Regions from separate parts of the Mus musculus genome. Here region 2 is linked to region 1. The links are chromatin contacts, found by Hi-C in ENCODE. All regions are on one chromosome and are shown on one strand. The core of a region is the stretch at or near the end of the contact, and the rest is flanking DNA. Distances in the headings are between cores, read along the strand shown. Region 1 has its middle 27 kb from the start of Stambp. Region 2 holds the start of Clec4f (C-type lectin domain family 4, member f).

What was found. Hi-C counts contacts between places; a loop is a spot of excess contacts on that map.
Region 2: a loop to region 1 is called in a map of T-helper 2 cell, with 2.2 times the contacts of the local background. The contact joins the promoter of Clec4f here to the enhancer-like site in region 1. A Hi-C loop is called at or near these places in 4 of 37 maps with a recorded cell type or tissue (T-helper 17 cell, T-helper 2 cell, mouse embryonic stem cell and 1 more).

What each region holds. Positions count from the first base shown.
Region 1 is chr6:83,598,625-83,601,200 of GRCm38, reverse strand. It overlaps the pseudogene Gm7424. Among named protein-coding and RNA genes, the nearest start is that of Stambp, 27 kb to the right of the region's middle. Within about 2 kb of position 1,285, at least 1 of the 3 ENCODE cell types and tissues checked has a DNase peak (open chromatin) inside an H3K27ac peak, as active enhancers do.
Region 2 is chr6:83,654,834-83,657,409 of GRCm38, reverse strand. It overlaps Clec4f (C-type lectin domain family 4, member f), which reads left to right and starts at 1,294. Exons shown (of 7, transcript NM_016751.3): 1 at 1,294-1,453; 2 at 2,236-2,352. The coding sequence starts at 1,378.

The DNA of each region.
Region 1 (2,576 bases), core at 36-2,535:
AGACTTGTCTATCCCTCATAGTACCAAATGATCCCCTGGTTATGACTCTGAAAGCAAGGAGTTCAATGCAGAGGTACATGCTCGGAAGCACACCATGGGTCAGGATGTGGCAGACTACATGCGCTACCTAATGGAGGAAGATGAAGATGTGTATAAGAAACAGTTCTCTCAGTACATCAGGAACAACGTAACTCCAGACATGATGGAGGAGATGTATAAGAAAGCTCATGCTGCTATCTGAGAGAATCCAGTCTATGAGAAGAAGCCCAAGAGAGAAGTGAAAAAGAAGAGGTGGAATCGTCCCAAAATGTCTCTTGTGCAGAAAAAAAGATCGGGTTGCTCAAAAGAAGGCAAGCTTCCTCAGAGCTCAGGAAAGGGCTGCTGAAAGCTAAAACAGTTTTCTATGAAGATTTTTTCATAAAGACAATAAACATATTGATCAAGCAGCAAAAAGAAGAAGAAGAAGAAGAAGAAGAAGAAGAAGAAGAAGAAGAGGAGGAGGAGGAGGAGGAGGAGGAGGAGGAGGAGGAGGAGGAGGAGGAAGAAGAAGAAGAAGAAGAAGAAGAAGAAGAAGAAGAAGAAGAAGAAGAAGAAGAAGAAGAAGAAGAAGAAAAAGAAGAAGAAGGTAATGTGTGTGTGTGTGTGTGTGTGTGTGTGTGTGTGTGTGTAATATTCTTAAGTATCTGTCAAATCCATTTGGTTTATGATGTTGGTTAGCTCCAGTATTTCCCATTTTAGTTTTGTCTGGATGACCTATCTATTAGTGAGAATGGGGTATTGAAGTCTCCTACTCTCAGTGTGTAAAGGCCAACATTTGATTTAGGCTGTAGCAGCACTGTTTCTTTTGTGAGTTTAAGTGCCCCGGTGTTTGGTGCATAGATACTAAGGATTGCACTGTCCTCTTGGTGGATTTTTCTCTTGATGACTATGTAGTGTTCTTCCCCATCTCTAACCCTCAGGGCTGAAGATTTAAAGGGCCCCAGAATAGTGGAACCAACTGTGACAGGCCATGACAAGGAGTTGGCTTTTTATTTAACCTTTTGCTGTATTTGAGCTGTCTTGCCACTCCATTTTGATTTTAAATAATTCATTATGTTTATGGTTTCTTGTATAGAAAGTGCATCGGAGGGAACTGAGAGTAGAGAACGGACAACACATGTAGAATGCTTTTGCAACAGGTCAGGCAAGTTCTGCACTGGGTTGCTGAAGGAAGGAAGCTGCCAGACTCTAAGAATAGCCTGGAGATAAACGCAGGACTTAACTGAAGTCCGGGGAGGGACGAGGACAGTCTAGCCATCCAGGGGTGTTGGCTATTGCATACTTATGGAGATAAAACAAAGGATTTGATGAATGCTAAGAAGGGGAAAAGTGGGTCTGGTCACACCTGGCTTCAGCTATTCCTTAGTTATGGAGATAAAGGACAGACTTGCAATCTGGAGTGGGGAGCAGACAGTGGAAAGGAGTAAGGGATTCGTCAACACCCTTGGGCAAAGTTGTAAAACTAACCATTGACCCAGGCAGGGAAAACTTTCAAATGACCCCTCAGCCTCCACAGCTCTGAAGTTTCAGGATATCCTCAGCTGGTAACTGAGGGCAGGATGTCTACAGCTCAGACCAGATCCCTCACACTGTGTACATCTAAATAGCAACTCGAGGATTGCAGATCTCTAAGATCCTAGGACGACTCAATACAAACAGCACTTTGTGCCCACTGCGCTCTTCCGCACTGGCCGGAGATCCACAGACAGAGCCCGGTTGGGACAGACCTGAGACTATGGGATGCGGAGTGGATGCGCTAAGAACTCTGGGGGGCAGCCCGAGATCCACAGACAGAGCCCGGTTGGGACAGACCTGAGACTATGGGATGCAGAGTGGATGCGCTAAGAACTCTGGGAGGCGGAAGGAACAAAGGTCGCGGGGAACATGGAGACCCAAGGCTACTGAAGCTACAACAGAGCGCCTTACCATACCCTTCTTCTTTGGTGCAGCACAGACAGCTACATCCAGCTCCCACAGCAGACGTGATGCCGCTGGCTCATGTGGGCGCCGAAATGCATCGCACACAATGCGGGACGGTCCCCACAACCTCGGGGCGACCTGAAGATGCCTCTAGATTCAGAACAATAGTAAAACAAGGAACTCTCTGCCCCAGCATCCCTAGTGTCCCAGTGTAGCGGCCCATTGTATTTACTTTCACACATGTATATAGTCGTTTTATACAAAACATTTCCATTTCCCTCAAATGCATGCATATATACATAACTATTATACAAATTCACTGTGTTGACATTGAATGAAGGCTGCCGAAGAACTCCATTTGTCAGCCGGACTTTGGCCCCACTGCGCCCTCTATAGCTCAAGGCGAATAGTGCCTGTGTGCTTGATAATGCTCCCTCCTGCTTCACTCCAAAACCTCAGAATAGAAACAGAAGTTCAGACCTCCTCCCACCCCGCCACAGATGCCTGCGTGTTCTTTACAATGTAGTCAGATGTAGACATTTTGTACATTGTTCATAATATTTACTTTTACACATGTATATAGTCGTTTTATATAAAACATTTCCATTTCCCTCAAA
Region 2 (2,576 bases), core at 45-2,544, 56 kb before region 1:
CATACTTCTGTGTCTCAGGAGTCAGGGTGAGATTGAGCCTTCTGTATTTTCTTGCTCAAGTTTGTTGTTTGAGAGAGACAGGGTCAGCTGAGTATGACGTTGAACTTCTGATCTTTTCCTGTCTCTGTCTCCTGAGTTGTATAGTCACGGGCATGTACCCCATATCTTGTTTAAAGACTGCCTGGGATGGAAGCCAGGGCCTTATGTGTGTAAGACAAGTGATTTACCAACTGAGCTACAGCTCAAACCCTACCTTGCTTAGGATTCTTGTGACTTCCTGTGAAGTCCTTCTCACAGGGATGTCTGAGAGTAGGGGAGGGGGGGGTGGAGGTTTCTAATCAATGTGGCCTTTCTGGAACTGGTGGCCATCCCAGAAAGGACCTGAGTCATCTCACCAAAAGAACCCAGGTGTGCTCAGAGGGAATTCATTATGATAACCAAGGATTATCGTCACTCAGGAGTTAGGCTTGCAGGAACTTTGACCTAGGACACAGCCAACAATCACATATAAAGTCTGTCAGGGCCTTTCTGGTGACCTGTCTGTAAAGTTCTGAGGTTTGGACTGGCCAGGCTCCCGGTCTTTGCCTCCCCCTACAAATTCTCCCACCTCGTGCACTGTTTTTGTTTGTTTGGTTTTTGAGACAGGGTCTCACTATGTGGCTCTGACTGGCCTAGAACTCACTATGTACACCAGCTTGGCCTCAAACTCAGAGAGATCAACCTGCCTCTGCCTCCCAGGTGCTGGGATTAAAGCTGTGTGCTACCTCAAGCCTGATGAAAATCAGAGGCCAGTGCTGGGCATCTTCCCTTATCTCTTCCCACCTTTATTAAAAAAGAGCTAATTGATTCAGTGAGGCAGCCTGGCTAGAAAGCTGTAAGGATCTTCCTACCTCCACCTCCCAACACTGTGACTACAGGCACATGCTGCTGTGCCCAGTTTTTGATGTGGGTGGTGCTGGGGAGCCAAACTCTGGTCTTCATGCTTAGCGCTTCATGCTTCAAGCGCTTCACTGTCTGAGCCATCTCCTCAGCCTCTCAAGAATGTTTCCCCTGTAAAGTTGACAGTCCCCTTCTTAGGGGCAGATTGCAGACCCTGCTGAAGGGGGTTGGGTGGTGTGTGGCTCTGAGGCAGAGGCTGGCATGGAGCCAGGGGCAGAGGGGGAAAGGGCTGTTGGGCTCTTGGCCTCTGTAACTCCAAGAGGAGGAGGGGCCAGTGGTAACATTGGATTTCTGCAGAGTCAGAGGGAGGAGGCAGGTTTGGGAAGTTGTCCTGACCTCAGGAGAACATAGATCAGGCTCCCACTGTGTTTCAGGCTCTCACTACTGTGGGCTTGCAGGACAGGCTTTAGGAACCAGTGGCAAGAACGGTGCAGGAGGATGAAGGAGGCCGAGCTGAACAGAGATATGGCTAGATATTGCACAGACAACCAGTGTGTCTCCCTACAGCCCCAAGGTAAGAATATTTAGGTAAGAATATTGCCTATACCCTGCCCTCTGAGCCCATCTTTGCCAGCCCAGAGATTTGTATCATCCCTGCCTTGGTTCCATAGTAAATAGATGGGTCAGAATAAACAGGTCGGCAGAGGACCAGAACTCTGAGCACCCCAGGCTCTATATGAAACCTCCAAGAGCCCCTCCACTGGGTACAGTAACCCGATGTCAGGAAAAATGTGCACTTGGAGTTCAGATGGGCCTGGTTTTGAACCCCGGCTTTGCCCTCCACCTAGCCCGTGCACCCTCTGGAGCTGGTGCTCTCCGAGATCATTAGTGGGTGCATCCCTGGCTAGTAACCAATTTCCCAGAAGGCCCTAGACATGCGTCCAGGGCAACATGTCAAGCTCTGTGGAAGGCTCCAGGGATGAAACCATCCACCCCAGGGACACTAATGCTTGATGTGGTCAGGCTTGTTAACAGAATGGGGACCTGTGGTCTGGACCCCTGCTATGTACCTTCTTTCCACCTGCTTTCAGCCTTCACTTTCTTCTTTCTTTATGATCGCACCCACAGCAACGCTTTCTCTGGGACGGGTTTCATGTCTAGGACACCACTGCAGCCTCTGTGGGTTGTGAGCCCCATACCTTTGGCTGTTACCTGTCCTGAGAGAATGCTTTCTTTCCCTGTGAGAAGCATGGCAGTTGTTCTCATCTCTAACGGACAAGTCAGGGGACTGTGTCAAGACCGACAGTCCTGGCTCTCCCTGCACTCTTACCCTGAGTCTTGGCTTCTCCCCTGCAGGACTGGGGCCTAAGTCAGCTGCTCTCATGGCTCCCAGGACCCTGCGGCACGTCCAGGTCATTCTGGCATTAATGGTGGTGACTGTGATCTTTTCTCTCCTTGCTCTTTTTGTGGTGGGTAAGTTCTCGGGTGACTTTAGCCACAACTCACTCTCCCTCTGTGCAAAGGTCCCAAGAGACCCAGATGGCAGTCTTCTGGACATTTCTGCTCTCTGAAGTAACATTTTGCCACCAACCTAGGCCCAGACCTGGAGTCAACAGAGCCCACTGGGCTGTGAGATGGCTCTCGAGAATGGAGGCTTCTGGGAAGGGGGGCAGGCTTGATGCTCCTCTCTTTCTGGA